Regions from separate parts of the Homo sapiens genome. Here all the other regions are linked to region 4. The links are chromatin contacts, found by Hi-C or POLR2A ChIA-PET in ENCODE. All regions are on one chromosome and are shown on one strand. The core of a region is the stretch at or near the end of the contact, and the rest is flanking DNA. Distances in the headings are between cores, read along the strand shown.

Evidence for each region. A loop is a pair of places that touch in the nucleus more often than their neighbours do. ChIA-PET counts read pairs that join two places held with the same protein, here RNA polymerase II (POLR2A). Pooled maps may share reads with other maps.
Region 1: a loop to region 4 is called in a map of B cell, with 2.8 times the contacts of the local background. The contact joins the promoter of NCSTN here to the promoter of LY9 in region 4. A Hi-C loop is called at or near these places in 1 of 168 maps with a recorded cell type or tissue (B cell) and 8 of 50 pooled maps. POLR2A ChIA-PET finds 5 or more read pairs at or near these places in 1 of 52 experiments (Panc1).
Region 2: a pooled map shows a loop between it and region 4 (2.7-fold over the local background). The contact joins the enhancer-like site here to the promoter of LY9 in region 4. A Hi-C loop is called at or near these places in 3 of 37 single-sample maps with no recorded cell type and 5 of 50 pooled maps. POLR2A ChIA-PET finds 5 or more read pairs at or near these places in 4 of 52 experiments (CD4-positive, alpha-beta T cell, activated B cell, activated T-cell and 1 more).
Region 3: a pooled map shows a loop between it and region 4 (2.4-fold over the local background). The contact joins the promoter of USP21 here to the promoter of LY9 in region 4. A Hi-C loop is called at or near these places in 6 of 50 pooled maps. POLR2A ChIA-PET finds 5 or more read pairs at or near these places in 6 of 52 experiments (CD8-positive, alpha-beta T cell, CD8-positive, alpha-beta memory T cell, OCI-LY7 and 3 more).

Annotation. Positions count from the first base shown.
Region 1 is chr1:160,341,365-160,344,649 of GRCh38, reverse strand. NCSTN (nicastrin) reads right to left here and starts at 1,267. Exons shown (of 17, transcript NM_015331.3): 1 at 1,169-1,267. The coding sequence starts at 1,253. COPA (coat protein complex I subunit alpha) reads left to right here and starts at 1,400. Exons shown (of 33, transcript NM_004371.4): 1 at 1,400-1,519. The coding sequence starts at 1,480. RefSeq lists enhancers at 1,198-1,247, 520-1,467.
Region 2 is chr1:160,452,062-160,455,052 of GRCh38, reverse strand. No RefSeq gene overlaps it. Among named protein-coding and RNA genes, the nearest start is that of VANGL2, 53 kb to the right of the region's middle. RefSeq lists an enhancer at 1,611-1,660. Within about 2 kb of position 1,558, at least 2 of the 41 ENCODE cell types and tissues checked have a DNase peak (open chromatin) inside an H3K27ac peak, as active enhancers do.
Region 3 is chr1:161,158,225-161,161,439 of GRCh38, reverse strand. It overlaps USP21 (ubiquitin specific peptidase 21), which reads right to left and starts at 1,940. Exons shown (of 14, transcript NM_001014443.3): 1 at 1,762-1,940; 2 at 934-1,074; 3 at 200-820. The coding sequence starts at 799. It overlaps UFC1 (ubiquitin-fold modifier conjugating enzyme 1), which reads right to left. Exons shown (of 6, transcript NM_016406.4): 6 at 2,584-3,028. The coding sequence ends at 2,948. RefSeq lists a silencer at 1,712-1,861.
Region 4 is chr1:160,794,313-160,797,480 of GRCh38, reverse strand. It overlaps LY9 (lymphocyte antigen 9), which reads right to left and starts at 1,307. Exons shown (of 10, transcript NM_002348.4): 1 at 1,170-1,307. The coding sequence starts at 1,293.

The DNA.
Region 1 (3,285 bases), core at 18-2,517, 450 kb after region 4:
GAAGTATGGCTTGGGTAAATCATTTAATATCATACTTTCTAAAATGAGATTAAAGTCCATTCTTCTGATTTCTTGGGCACACACTTATCGTAACAGATACATGTTCTACATGGCACCCAGCTATGTGCCTCAAAGGGTTATTACAAAGTCCATGTAGCGCCATTGACAGTGACACTAAAAGAGAGAAAACTTGGTCAAAGGAAAGGTGTTTGACCTTAGATTTGCCAGATTCTGGTTGCACAGGTGATCACACTTCTGCTTGTATATCCTGTATGTATATTACTAATTGGTTAATACACAGGTGCTGGGCTAAGAAAACTTTCTGAGGCATTTTTCCAAGAGTGTGAACAGAATTGAGAGAAACCTTATGACATACACGGGTCAGTTAATTTAACATCAGCAGGTCATTTGTGTGCCCACAGTGTGGGGCAGCTGTAGTTTCTCCTTTGAGGATCCTTAAAAACAATGTGAATTGGGGGAAGGCACAGTCATAGTTATATACAGGCATTTGCATTTTAGGGCTTGACCAACTAAAAAGCCATGTATCAGTAAATGAACGCGTATCAGCAAACACTTAAGTACATTATAAATGCCAAAAGTTCCTTGAATTGTTACTTCAGGGTCTTCACAGTTAAGAGTACCCATATCCTACCTTATTCTTGCTTTACTGATTAAAAAAAAAAAAAAAAAAAAAACCTGAGGCAAGGCAGGGGGACACAGACTTAGGATGTAATCAACAGAGGAAGAAATAAGAAATCCACCTTTTAAGCGCCGCACAGCACCCACAGAACAAGATTGCTTTCGTCTCAAAAAGTCTAAACGCGAGGAAGAAAGCTAACTTTCACACCTGTTCCTTTCGACTGTGGGGTGGGTGGCTGGGGTTGTGGGAAAAACGAGACATCTGGACAAAGTGGGAGAGGGTCAGGCTCGAAGTCCAGGAAGAGGCCTAGAGAAGGGAGTGAAGCGACACGACGTGCTGCGGGGGAGAAGGGACCTTCAGGTCCAGGCAAAGGGGGAACTTCTGTCGTGGGAACGAAAAAGAAAGAGGATTTACAGGGTGGGGGGACAGAGGGGCAGCAGGAACCAGAAGGGAGACAGTGGCGGTCGCGGCGGGGCCGATCCGAGAGTTCCCCTTAGAGAACGGAGCTCACGGGCGGGGAGGCCTCACCTGCTAGTAGGACGCAGAAAGACAGAAGGCGAAGGAGACCCCGACTTCCCGGGTCAGCCCCAGAGCCACCCCCTGCCGTAGCCATCTTGCCTCTCTGCTGAGCGGAAGCCCCCGTTCGGCTCCTGTCTGTTAGCGGCCTCTCTAGGCTACCACTGACACCGTCTCTGTGGCCCGGAGCCTAAGAGACCGGAAGTTCGTGTTTCCAGGCGCTTCCGGAAACCGCGGGAGAGGGTCGCTGACGTGGAGGCGTCCGAAGGGCAGCAGGGTGTGTCGGGGCTCGGATTAAGACATCGGAGTCGGAGACCTGAGAGATGTTAACCAAATTCGAGACCAAGAGCGCGCGGGTCAAAGGTAGTGGAGAATAAAAGGGGGAACATGGAGGTTGGATGTCAGGAGCGGCGCTGACACCGGGGAAGAGAAAATGGGTAGAGGTGTTGGTCGAAATGGGCCCACCAGACGGACCCGGAGGAAGACGGAGGGTGGGAGAGAGGTTGGGCCTGGCTAGCGGTTCTCCAGTCCCCTCTTCTTTGGTGTGTCCTTGGGCTTCGATTTACCTATAAAGTGGCTCCCACACTGCAGGGGATTCCTTAGACCCCCTCCCTATTCTTTCTTCCCCCTTTCTCTCTTGGCTGTGCTCCCGATTTGTGTTGTTCTGCTCCAAAGGCCCTGTGATCTGTTGGCTTTTTGATGACTGTGTTATATGGAGTGGCCCTGGGAACTGAGTCTCGATCTCTGTTACTCGCACCCGAGTCAGTAGCCTTTTTGGAGACGAGTAGTGGCAACCTCACTTAAGGAGGCCTTGGCTGCAGCATCTCAACATCAGTGCCTCCATTCGGCTTTATTTACTACCCGGAAATAGTACTTGAGGCTTATAACCCCAATAAAGTCTCAACTTGATAGAGTTGCCAGATAAAATGCAGGATACCCAGTTAAATTTGAATTTCAGGTAAACAATGAATAGTTTTTTAGTCTGTCGTTGCTTACCAGAAGTTCAAATTTATCTGGAAATCTCGTATTTTTATTTGCTAAGTACGGCAGCTCTAGAGCTCGAGTGTGGGTCGTTGGGGGTGGAGGGCAAATACTGAGATCGCAGTATTAGCCTCAGAACGTTAGAATGTGAAAGTCAGAGAAGTAAGGTCTCCGAAGACCTGGAAAAAATAGTATCTAGAATATTTAGTGAGATGCAGCGTAACAAAGTGGTTAGGAACTTGGTCTTTGAAGTCAGATGGGCTTGCCTTGGAATCCTGAGACATCCACTAACAAGCTGTGACTTGGATGACTTACTTAATGTCTCTAAGTCTGTATTTCCTCATCTGTAAAATCGTCTTTTATAGAGAGTATTAAAATGAGAAAGTATATGGAGTGTATTTATTACAGCGCCTGGTGTAGACTCAGTAGCTCAAAAACTGGAGGTTGTTATCAATGTGTGAATATATTCTGAGCAGTTTCTAAGTCTCTTGGGAAACTTGACCTTGAAAGATGGGTACCATTAAGAATTTCTGAGACCTGTATAGGTGAAATGTGAAATGGGTCTTCATAATCTTTCAGTTTTCTTTTCTGCTCCTAATTTCTTGCTGGGCAGTACAGAAGGAAAAACAAAGATGTCATAATATTTGAGGGCAAACATCCATTGTTGAGTGTACTTATATATCATAATTAAAAAAAAGAACCTAATGGAAAAATAGACAATTTAGAAGAAAAATTGTAAATGTTCAATAAATAATTAAAATAGTTCCACCTCACTAGTAATGAAAGAAATGCAAGAAAAAAAAAGTTAAGTTACTTTTTTGGGGGGAGGGTCTTAGATTTATAAAACAAAACAACAAATAGCTGATAGCAGCCTGTGTGCAAAATGGGCACCTCCATAAACTTCATGAGACTGTATATTGATACAGTGTTTTTACATTTAAACTATATGTACTAAAATGTTAAGTGCACATATTCTATTCCTGAGCAATCTCACAGGTCTTTAGCCTAGGGCAGTAATAATGCAAATAGGCTAGATTATGTGTAGAAGTATCTTCAGTAGGCTCTTCTGATAGCCAAAAATTGGCGGACAAAATGCCTGTTAGAATAATATAAGTGTAGTACATTTGTCCCTTGTAGTTAAAAAGAAT
Region 2 (2,991 bases), core at 309-2,808, 340 kb after region 4:
TTTCATGATGCAAAGAGTCAGGAATCATAACTTAATGAGATGATAGTTCAGAAATTGTCCTTTTTTCCAGTGCTAGTGATAAATATCAAGTATTGTTTTGATCATCAGCAATCAGGGATGTGGCAGAGGAATTTCAAAGGGGAAGAATTTGTGCTAGAACTCAGAGTCAGGCAAAACTGATAGTACGAATCAGGGCGTATAGTAGTTGAAAGCATACTGAAGTTGACTATTGGGAAATTGAGGGCTAGGCCAGCTCCACACAGTTGCGCAAGTTTGAGACTCATTCTTCCCTCTGGACCTCAGTTTCTTCATATTGGGATGTTAGCTAAATGACTCCAAAAACCCTTCCAAGTCTAACCACCTGTGATTCTACAAGTGTGACTGAATTCAGGCTAGTCTTATACTGCCTCCGTCTACCTCACTCTTCTTCATCTGACTAGTTACCAGCAGGGAAATCCCTCCAACCCCAAAATAACCATTATTTTCATAATTCAACTATTAAAATGAATAAATTTTAAGTTTGAAAATCTCTCTTCAAACTGTATATATTGTATAATGTCATTGAAAAGGCAAAACTATAATGACGGAGAAGTCATCAGTGGTTGCCAGAGTTGCAGGTGGGGAGAGAGGATGACTACAAATTGGTAGCACAAGGGAATTTTTGAGGGTGATGAAACTGTTCTGCATCTTGATTGTGAGGGTGGTCACAGGACTATATGCATTTGCAAAAATCCATGAAACTATATACCACAAAGAATAAGTTTTACTGTATGTAAATTTAAAACTAACTAAATAATTTTTTAAAATAGGGCAACAGCTTTGGTAGTGATTTACATCCATGTTTAAGTGTGCATCATTTTAATATATTCTAGATAATTTTCCAGGTATTAAATTTAACTTCTTATTTGAATATCTAGCCTCTTAAAAGTGTATAAATTATTAGCATACACTTTAAACCTATATAATGTATGTTTTAAAATAAATACATTGTTTTCAAAATATGGCAGTTATAGTCTTAAGAGACTTTCTAAAAACAGATTTATTGAGGCATAATTCCCATACCATGAAATCATTGGTGTGAAGTATTCAGTTCAACGATATTTAGTAAATGTATCCAGTTGGACAACCATCACCACAGTCTAATATTAGAACATTTCACCATCCCAAAAAGATCCCTCATGCCCATTTTCAGTTTAGGAGACTCATAAAAGTAGAAGAGCAGTCAATCTGCTAGTAAATTTGCTAACACAGAATCACGACATTTTTAGTGTCGGAAAGCTCTTAAGGCCACCTTAAACTCCCATCACCTGTTTAAATGCCTCTGTAACACGTCTGATGGGTAGTTACCCAGCCTAGCTAGACAACGTCCGGTGATATCAGCGACTGTCTTGTTTAACACTCATTTCATCCTCGGCCAGATCTATTTATTACACAGTTATTCCTCACTTTGAAGCACTGAGGCTTTATATGAGTAATCCCCCATACACTCTGAGAACTACATTAGTATCCAAGAAAGGTGGCAGGAAATGTTTAAAAGGAATTATTTTTGAGCATTTGAGGTTCAAACAGAAAGCTGATATAAGTAAAAGAAGCCTGCCAGCTTTAAAGCAGAAGCAAAGGCCAAGGGAATTGAGTACAGCATTCAAAGATGGGCTGGCACTGGTGGATGGCTATGGAGCATGTTCTGGGTAAAGGACAAAGAGCAACAGAGTAAAAAGTTAGGAGACATCAATGGGAAAGTCCAAGGGACCGCATAAAACCGTTCAAGGCAGCACTTTGATATCAACCGTGTCAAGAGGCCCTATCGGTAAAGTAGACCAAAATCACTAAAACTAAGATTATTTACATTTTGGTATATAATATCTTATTCTGGCCCGGCATGGTGGCTTACGCCTGTAATCCCAGCACTTTGGGAGGCCGAGGTGGGTGGATAACTTGAGGTCAGGAGTTCGAGACCAGCCTGGCCAACATGGTGAAACCCCATTTCTACTAAAAACACAAAAATTAGCCAGGCATGGTGGCGCATGCCTGTAGTCCCAGCTACTCGGGAGGCTGAGGCATGAGAATCGCTTGAACCTGGGAGGCAGAGGTTGCAGTCAGCCAAGATCACACCACTGCACTCCACCCTGGGCGATAGAGTGAGATGCTGTCTCAAAAAAACATATCTTATTCAGCAAATTTACTCACTTTTTACTAAGTTGATAATAACTTGCATGATTGATCCTTGTGTATTACATTGGGTGAGTGAAAAGACAGAAGGAGAAGTCATAATCCTGTAAACCACCAAGAAATGCAAGGACAGGCCGGACGCGGTGGCTAATGCCTGTCATCCCAGCACTTTGGGAGGCCGAGGCGGGTGGATCACCTGAGGTCAGGAGTTTGAGACCAGCCTGGCCAACATGGTGAAAACCCGTCTCTACTAAAAATACAAAAATTAGCCGGGTGTGGTGGTATGCCCCCGTAATCCCAGCTACTCAGGAGGCCAAAGCAGGAGAATCGCTTGAACCCGGGAGGCGGAGGTTGCAGTGAGCTGAGATCGGGCCACTGCACTCCAGCCTAGGCGACAGAGCGAGACTCTGTCTCAAAAAAAAAAAGAAAGAAAGAAAGAAAGAAATGCAAGGATAGCAAATATGCTAGGTGCCTGGAAAATTACAATCTGGAAACAAAATTACCAAGGCTGGATTTATGATCCCAGTCCTCAAGCATTTCACAGTCCAGAACTTCTTTAGAGACAACATGGTATCATGGGAGGAATACTGGAGTAGATGCAAGAAGGCATGTTCCCTGATAGTGTACTTGTGTGTGATCCTGGCCAAGTCTTCTAACTTCTCTGAACCTGAGCTTTTTAATTTGTACAATGAGGATTAGGAAAGGTAAACGAGACAGCTGGTAATATCTGTTCTAAAATTCTGATTGTGTGCCCCTGGACAAACACAACTATTCCTTGTCATTTTTGCCTCCTTAGTAGGTAGGTTGTAAGAGTCAAGTGAG
Region 3 (3,215 bases), core at 691-3,190, 360 kb before region 4:
ATGCTGAAGAGTCACCAACAACCCAAAAAAGGGTCTAGGAGGCTCAAGGGTATTTAAGCAAGGGAGAGGCATGTCCAAACTGCTGTAATGAAGGGCTGAGAAAGGAACTTCAGGGAAATGGGGGACAGAAAAGGCAGAGGATGGCAGGAAAGCACAGAGGAACATGGGCATGAAGGCCATGTGTGTGGCAAGTCCTCACCATCTTGTCATCAGAGTAGAAAGGCTCAGAGGACCGGGCGGATATCATGTGGAAGGAGCCATGGGAAGCAGGGGGCTCTGTCCGTATGCTGAACAGGGTAGGGGGTCCAGGAAAGCCCCCTAGGCGGCGGAGAGAAGTGCTACGTCTCAAAGTGGGTGGCTCAGGCCGGAGGGCCAAGCGGCTCAGTGCAGCCCCAAGCTCTCCGGTGCCACGGTGCCCTCCCAAGGCAATCCCCATTGGACGCAAGTCCCCACTGCTCACAGACTTGGAACGGGCTAAGTTGGTCCGAGATGGGAGAGGCAAAGCCACTGTTGGGGGTGGTGAGCCAGGCAGGGGAACCCCATGATCTGCTCGAAGGGGGCCTCTGGGACGAGGGCCTGAGGTCCGTCCCCGTCCCAGCTCCAGTTTCTTGAGCCGTTCATCAGGCAGACCTGGCCGGGGAGGCAGAGGTCGTAACATGGGGTTTGGCCCAGAGGCTGGGTTTCTGCGCTCCTTGCTGCGGGCCCTGGGGGCAAATGGTAGCTTGGATCCCACTCGGGGCTGGATATTAACAGGTGGCTCTCGGGTACGGCCCAGGCGGTGCTCAGAGGCCTGGGGCATTGTGGACACCACAGGCTGGACCTGGGAGGAGAAGAGAGTGTCAGCATTTGAATATGGGGGGAAATGGGAACCCAGGCTGCTGTACTGAACCCTGCCACACTAATTTTCCCTTATTGCTTTGCCCCATTCCATACCCACAATCTTGCTGTCCTCTCATTTCCACATTAGGTGGTTGGCTCAGTCATCACCACTACCACATCAACGAAAGTGGGGAGCAGTATACGCACTGAGGGCAGGAACCAGATCTATCGAATCAGCCATCGTATCCCCAGTACCTGGCATCGTGTTTGGTACAAAGTAAATACTTAGTATCTATTGGGTAAACAAATGAATGAAAGATAAGCAGCCCATGGCTTTGACCCTTTCTATACTCCCGACCCCTCCCTGCAGAACACATCTTTACTGAAAAGCCAGTGATAACTCCTATCTCGGCTCTAACGTAACATGGGACCCCATACCCGGCTAGTAAAGTAGGATGTGCCTCGGGTCACTTAAGACCCTAGCCAAATGGTAGTGTAGATGCAAGAATAACAGCCCAAAAGACAGCCCTCCATCCTCGAATCCCTGCCTCTCTGGGCTGCAAATGAAGCAGACTATATGGGTGACTTACGATCCATTCCCTCCCCCACCTCCGACCTCCGACATGGTGTCGAGGTTCAGAAAGCAGTAGTCGGGGATGGAGGACGAACAACTCCTTGACCCTTAATCTCTGCACTTCTCCCACCACAGCAGGGCTTTAGCCGGGTCCGCCCCCCTCGAGGGCAGAAAGGCCGAGACCGCTGATTGGCTACGGAATCCGGCGGCGTATTCCCCGCGGTCCAGGGATGCTGTCCCTCCAGCCCAGTTCTCCCAGGCCCCGCCGGGCCCCACGCGCCTTTGTGGAGAGTGTCCTCTCGGGTCTGGAGCAGTCTTCCCTCTGCGCCCCCCCACACCCCGCCATGCCATAACGCCCCGGCCCGTACCTGTCCCCCAGTGAGGCGGCGGGAGAGGCCAGCCAGGGCCAGGCCCCAGTTCAGGGCCACCCCCTACTACCCCCGTGCAGCCCCCCCGTGGGCCCGGCTGCAGCTTTAGCCGCAGCCGTTGCCCAGATCGCTCCCGCCGCAGGGGCCGCCGCCATCTTTGTTGGTCCCGCCCGGCCACCGGCCACCGGCTTCACCGTCTCTCAAAGCGCCTGCGCATCCACACCCGAACTCCTCCCACCGGTCCCTTGGCGCTTGCGTGAGCCCGCCCCCACGGCTCCGCGATCGACACCATGGAAACGCAGCCAAGTTTAGGGTCGCTGGTTCTCAACGCTGCCCAGAGAGGTCTTTAATCCATGACTCCAAAGCAAGTCCCTGAGGTATAGGGTGCCGTCGCCCCATCCTATAGCCCATAGGGATGGAGATCTGACAGTCGTAGTATGGCCGCGAGGCTTACAGCACAGATCCTTCCCAAACAGCAGGGGCGCAAGTATGGCAAACTGCAGGCCTGGGTCCAGCCCGCAGACCAGTGGAGAAGCATCTAGCACTTCACAGAGGGCTGGGAAGATCCCTGGAGGGCGGGAAGTGCTGGTCCGGCAAAACCACTTCTTGCAGGCTAACACGGTAGGGCAAAGCATGGCTCACCACTAAAGGACAAAGGTAGATCTGAGCAGCAGGGGGAACAGTCAACATTTCATTCCCACTCCTGACCAGAGCATCCCCTATTTCCGACTCTTTCCCAACCCAACCCGGCGTAGCTGTTCATGTGCCTCAGGTTTCAGCCCACTTGCCCTCTGTTAACAGCTCCCAATGAGAACCACAGGCTACCAGAGGAAGCAGCTTTTATTGATGGGTTATCTCCAGAAACCAGAAAGACTATATGTACTCACTTTCAGTTACCCCCGTGCCTCCAGAATCGCATGTTGCTCCACCTGGGGGCGGATATAAATTACCTCTAGATTGTCCAAAGCCCAGTCTTTCCCTTCCCTGTGCAGCCTTAGAAACTAAGTAGCAGTACTGTTTGGTGTGTGTTTGTTTCTTCCCCAGCAATGCCTACTGCAGCTACTTAGTAACAACTAGAGGTGGAGGGTGTCCGGGGAAGCAGTTAGATGAGTTAAGTGTGATGCACAGGAAAATAGTATCGTAGCCTATCAAAGGTCCCTCTGCCCTGCCTCAGTGGCTTGATTCTTCATTGGTTGCATTTCTCTTTGTGTTGGATGACGCCCTTCTGAATCAGATCAGGGATTTCCACTGCCAGCCATGGACCCAGCTGCAATACAAGGAAAATCCTGTGAGATTACTACCAGTCAATGCTTCTTGTTCCATTAGAAGCTCCTTCCTGGAGACAGATTCTGGGGGAACATGCTTAAGGGACATCACTGTTATTCCTTTTATTCTTAGCTGCTTTTCTTGTACTGCTCAGGGCCTAAGTCCCTCTTTCTCCTTTTATGCCAAAT
Region 4 (3,168 bases), core at 58-2,557:
GGTTGGAGGTAAACATAAACAGCCTTGCTGCTTTCTGTGTGTTTTGATGAGCCAAGATAAAATTGAAAGTGAAAAGAGGTCAGACTGGACCTCAGCTCTGAGGTCTAGGCTCCTCGTTCACCCATATCTGCATCTAGGAGTGTTTCTAAAGCTCCCTTCAGGCACCAACTGCCAACCCCCACTGCTCTCAGATCTCTAGTGCTACCTGCACCATCATCCCTGAAGCCCTGGAGAAAGCGGGAGCACAGAAGGACAGTAGCTGCCACAGTCCCAGGTGGCTGAGATCCTCTCTGGGGTACTGGATTGGCTCTATCTGCTGGACAGTGGGGTTCCGGGCCATGCAGCGGAGAGATGTTTCCCAGGAGTTGGGCCTTGATAGGGAGGAATAAGGTTGAGGAGAAAAGGATATCCAGATAAACGCCACCTTGCCCATGGTCACCTAACCGCGTCCAGGTCCCCAGTGAAACCTCAGTAATAAAGCCAGCATATATGATAACCAAGGCAGGATACATAGAAAGAAGCTCCAGAAGTTCTCTCCATCCCTAGGAAATTGCTAGGTGGCTTCTCATCAGGGGATTTTCCTGGATCCCTCTGTGGGTTTTATCCACACCATACAGGGAACAAACTCATTATATACTTGGCATTTCTTAGGAAAATGTGAGGGCAAGAGAAATGTAGTTTGAGCCCAGAGCTATTTGAGACCGGGGCTAGAATGTTACCCCCTTCATAGTGCACGAATATGCACACATGCAAAGTAATTTCTGGCAAGGAGATGAGTTTCCCGATTTTACCAACAAGAACTGGGCTCACGCCTGTAATCCCAGCACTTCAGGTGGCTGAGCTGGGCAGATCACGAGGTCAAGAGATCGAGACCACCGTGGCCAACATAGTGAAACCCTGCCCCTACTAAAAATACAAAGATTAGCTGGGTGTGTTGGCATGCACCTGTAATCCCAGCTACTCAAGAGGCTGAGGTAGGAGAATCGCTTGAACCCAGGAGGTGGAGGTTGCAGTGAGCCGAGATTGCGCCACTTCACTCCAGCCTGGCAACAGAGTGAGACTCCGTTAAAAAAAACAAAAAACAAAAAAAAGAATCTCCCAGGCAGGGAATGCAACTGGCCTCAGAAGAACCGCAGTAGCAAGAAGTGGTGGCCATAAAGTGGACTTACCCATGAGCAGGAAGAGGAGAGAGGTCTGTAGAACAGAAGAGAATATTTGCAGCTGACTCCTCTGTGGCTTACTGGAGAAAGGCCCAGGAGCCCAGTCATCTGTGTGACTCTTTGGTGCCACCATGATGATCTATTTTCAGAACTGAGACTGAAGGAGGATGCACTTACCACAGCTTCCGCACGTGTCACAGCTTCTGCATGTGTATATGAGTGTGTGTGTGCATGTGTATGTGTATGTGTGTGTGTCTCAGAGGGAGGGTTGTTTATACAAAACACCACAGACTCCTCCCATCTGCGCAGGCAGGTAGAGGTCCCAAGTCTATTCAGGGCCTCATTTGTGACTGATGTGGAGCATCACTTGCTTTGACATCAAGGGACTTGGGTTCTAAATTTGGCTCCTAAAGGTGACTGCTAAAGATCTGTACCTCCTGGCATTCATGCCTCTGTGTAATCACCTCTTCTTTAGTGTGGCCTGGATTTAGTGACTTGCTTCAAGTGAATAGAATGTGGCAGAGATGTGGGATGGGTCACTTCTGAGATTAGGTTACAAAAAAGCTGTGACTTCCATCTTGGGTTAGCATGTGTGTGCATATGCGCTCTCTCTTTCTCTTGCCCTCTCTCCCTCTCTGTCTTTCCCACTATCTCTGTCTCCCTACCTTACACTGAGGGGAGCCAGGTATTGTTTTGTGAGATACTTTAGGGAGAGGGTTCCAAAACAAAGAACAGAGGGAGGCCCCCAGCCAACAATCGGCGAGGAGCTGATTCCTCTGGCCAACTGTCCATGAGGACTGAGGCTAGCCAAGAATCACATGAGTGAGACTGGAAGTGGATCCTCCCCAGGAGGTCCTTGAAATGACTGCAGCCCTGGCTGACACCGTGATGTTAGTTGTGTGAGTACCTTAAGCCAGAGGCACCCAGCTAAGCCATGCCCAGATTCCTTATCAAGAGAAACTGTGAGATAATAAATGTTTGGTTTTTAAATTTTTTTTCAATTTTTTATTTTTCATCAAAAATGCTTATTGTTTTTAGCTGTGAAGTTTGGGGCAATTTGTTACACAGCAACAGATAACTAATACAGTGACCCAATACATTTTCTATTTTGCTCAAGGCAGTTTGTGCTAGCTTTCTGTCACATGCAATGAAGGACTTTTAATATGGACAAAGGCATCAGGGAGACTGCAATGGGGGTGGACATCGTATGTGACAGCGTAGAGGTGACTGAGTTGAAAAGGTAGGCTGGAGAATGGCATGATTCCCTATATCCTGACTTGGGAAACTGTCTTTTTCTCCTCCTTCTTCTTGTCAGTAGCGTAATAGCTGGCCATGCTATGGTTTGTGTTTCGGGCTTCAGGTCATTTGTTTACTTAGGCTGTAACATTAAGGGGACTTGGCAGGAAAACTTGAGGCTGGCAGAATGTGTAGTTTTAGCTAATATTCGATGAAAGCTTACAGAGTGCTAGTCCATCTTCTGACACTTTAACATATTCACTCATTTGATCTTACAATAGTTTTATGAGATATCTTTTATCATCCCCATTCTATAAATGAGAAAACTGAGGTGGAGAGGGGTTAAATAGCTTACTATAAGTTTTATAGTTAGTAAGGACTTGAACCCAGGAAGTCTGGGTTCAAAGGAAGAAGGGAGAGAGAGAGAGAAACCATTAAGATAACAGGCTTATGTCCATGGAAAGCATCTTTAGAGGCTGGTCATGATCTGATGTTGCACAATATTGAAAGTGACAGAATCTCGAAAATCTTTAAATTTTGTGCACTAGGAGCGTGTCTTGTTTCACTCTAGCCTTGGTCCTGTGACTAGAACATGGGCTGTCTAGAGGGGATTGCAGGACATACGGTCAGGAGAGGTTACCAGAGCCCAGATAAAGCATCCTGTTACCAAGCTAAAGGCAACAAGAATCCAGTAGGAGTAGGAAGCTTCCTGGAGCTGCAGAGTGGAGGGAGAATGGGTGGAAGGGATGAGCCTGGGGATGAGAAGACAGGT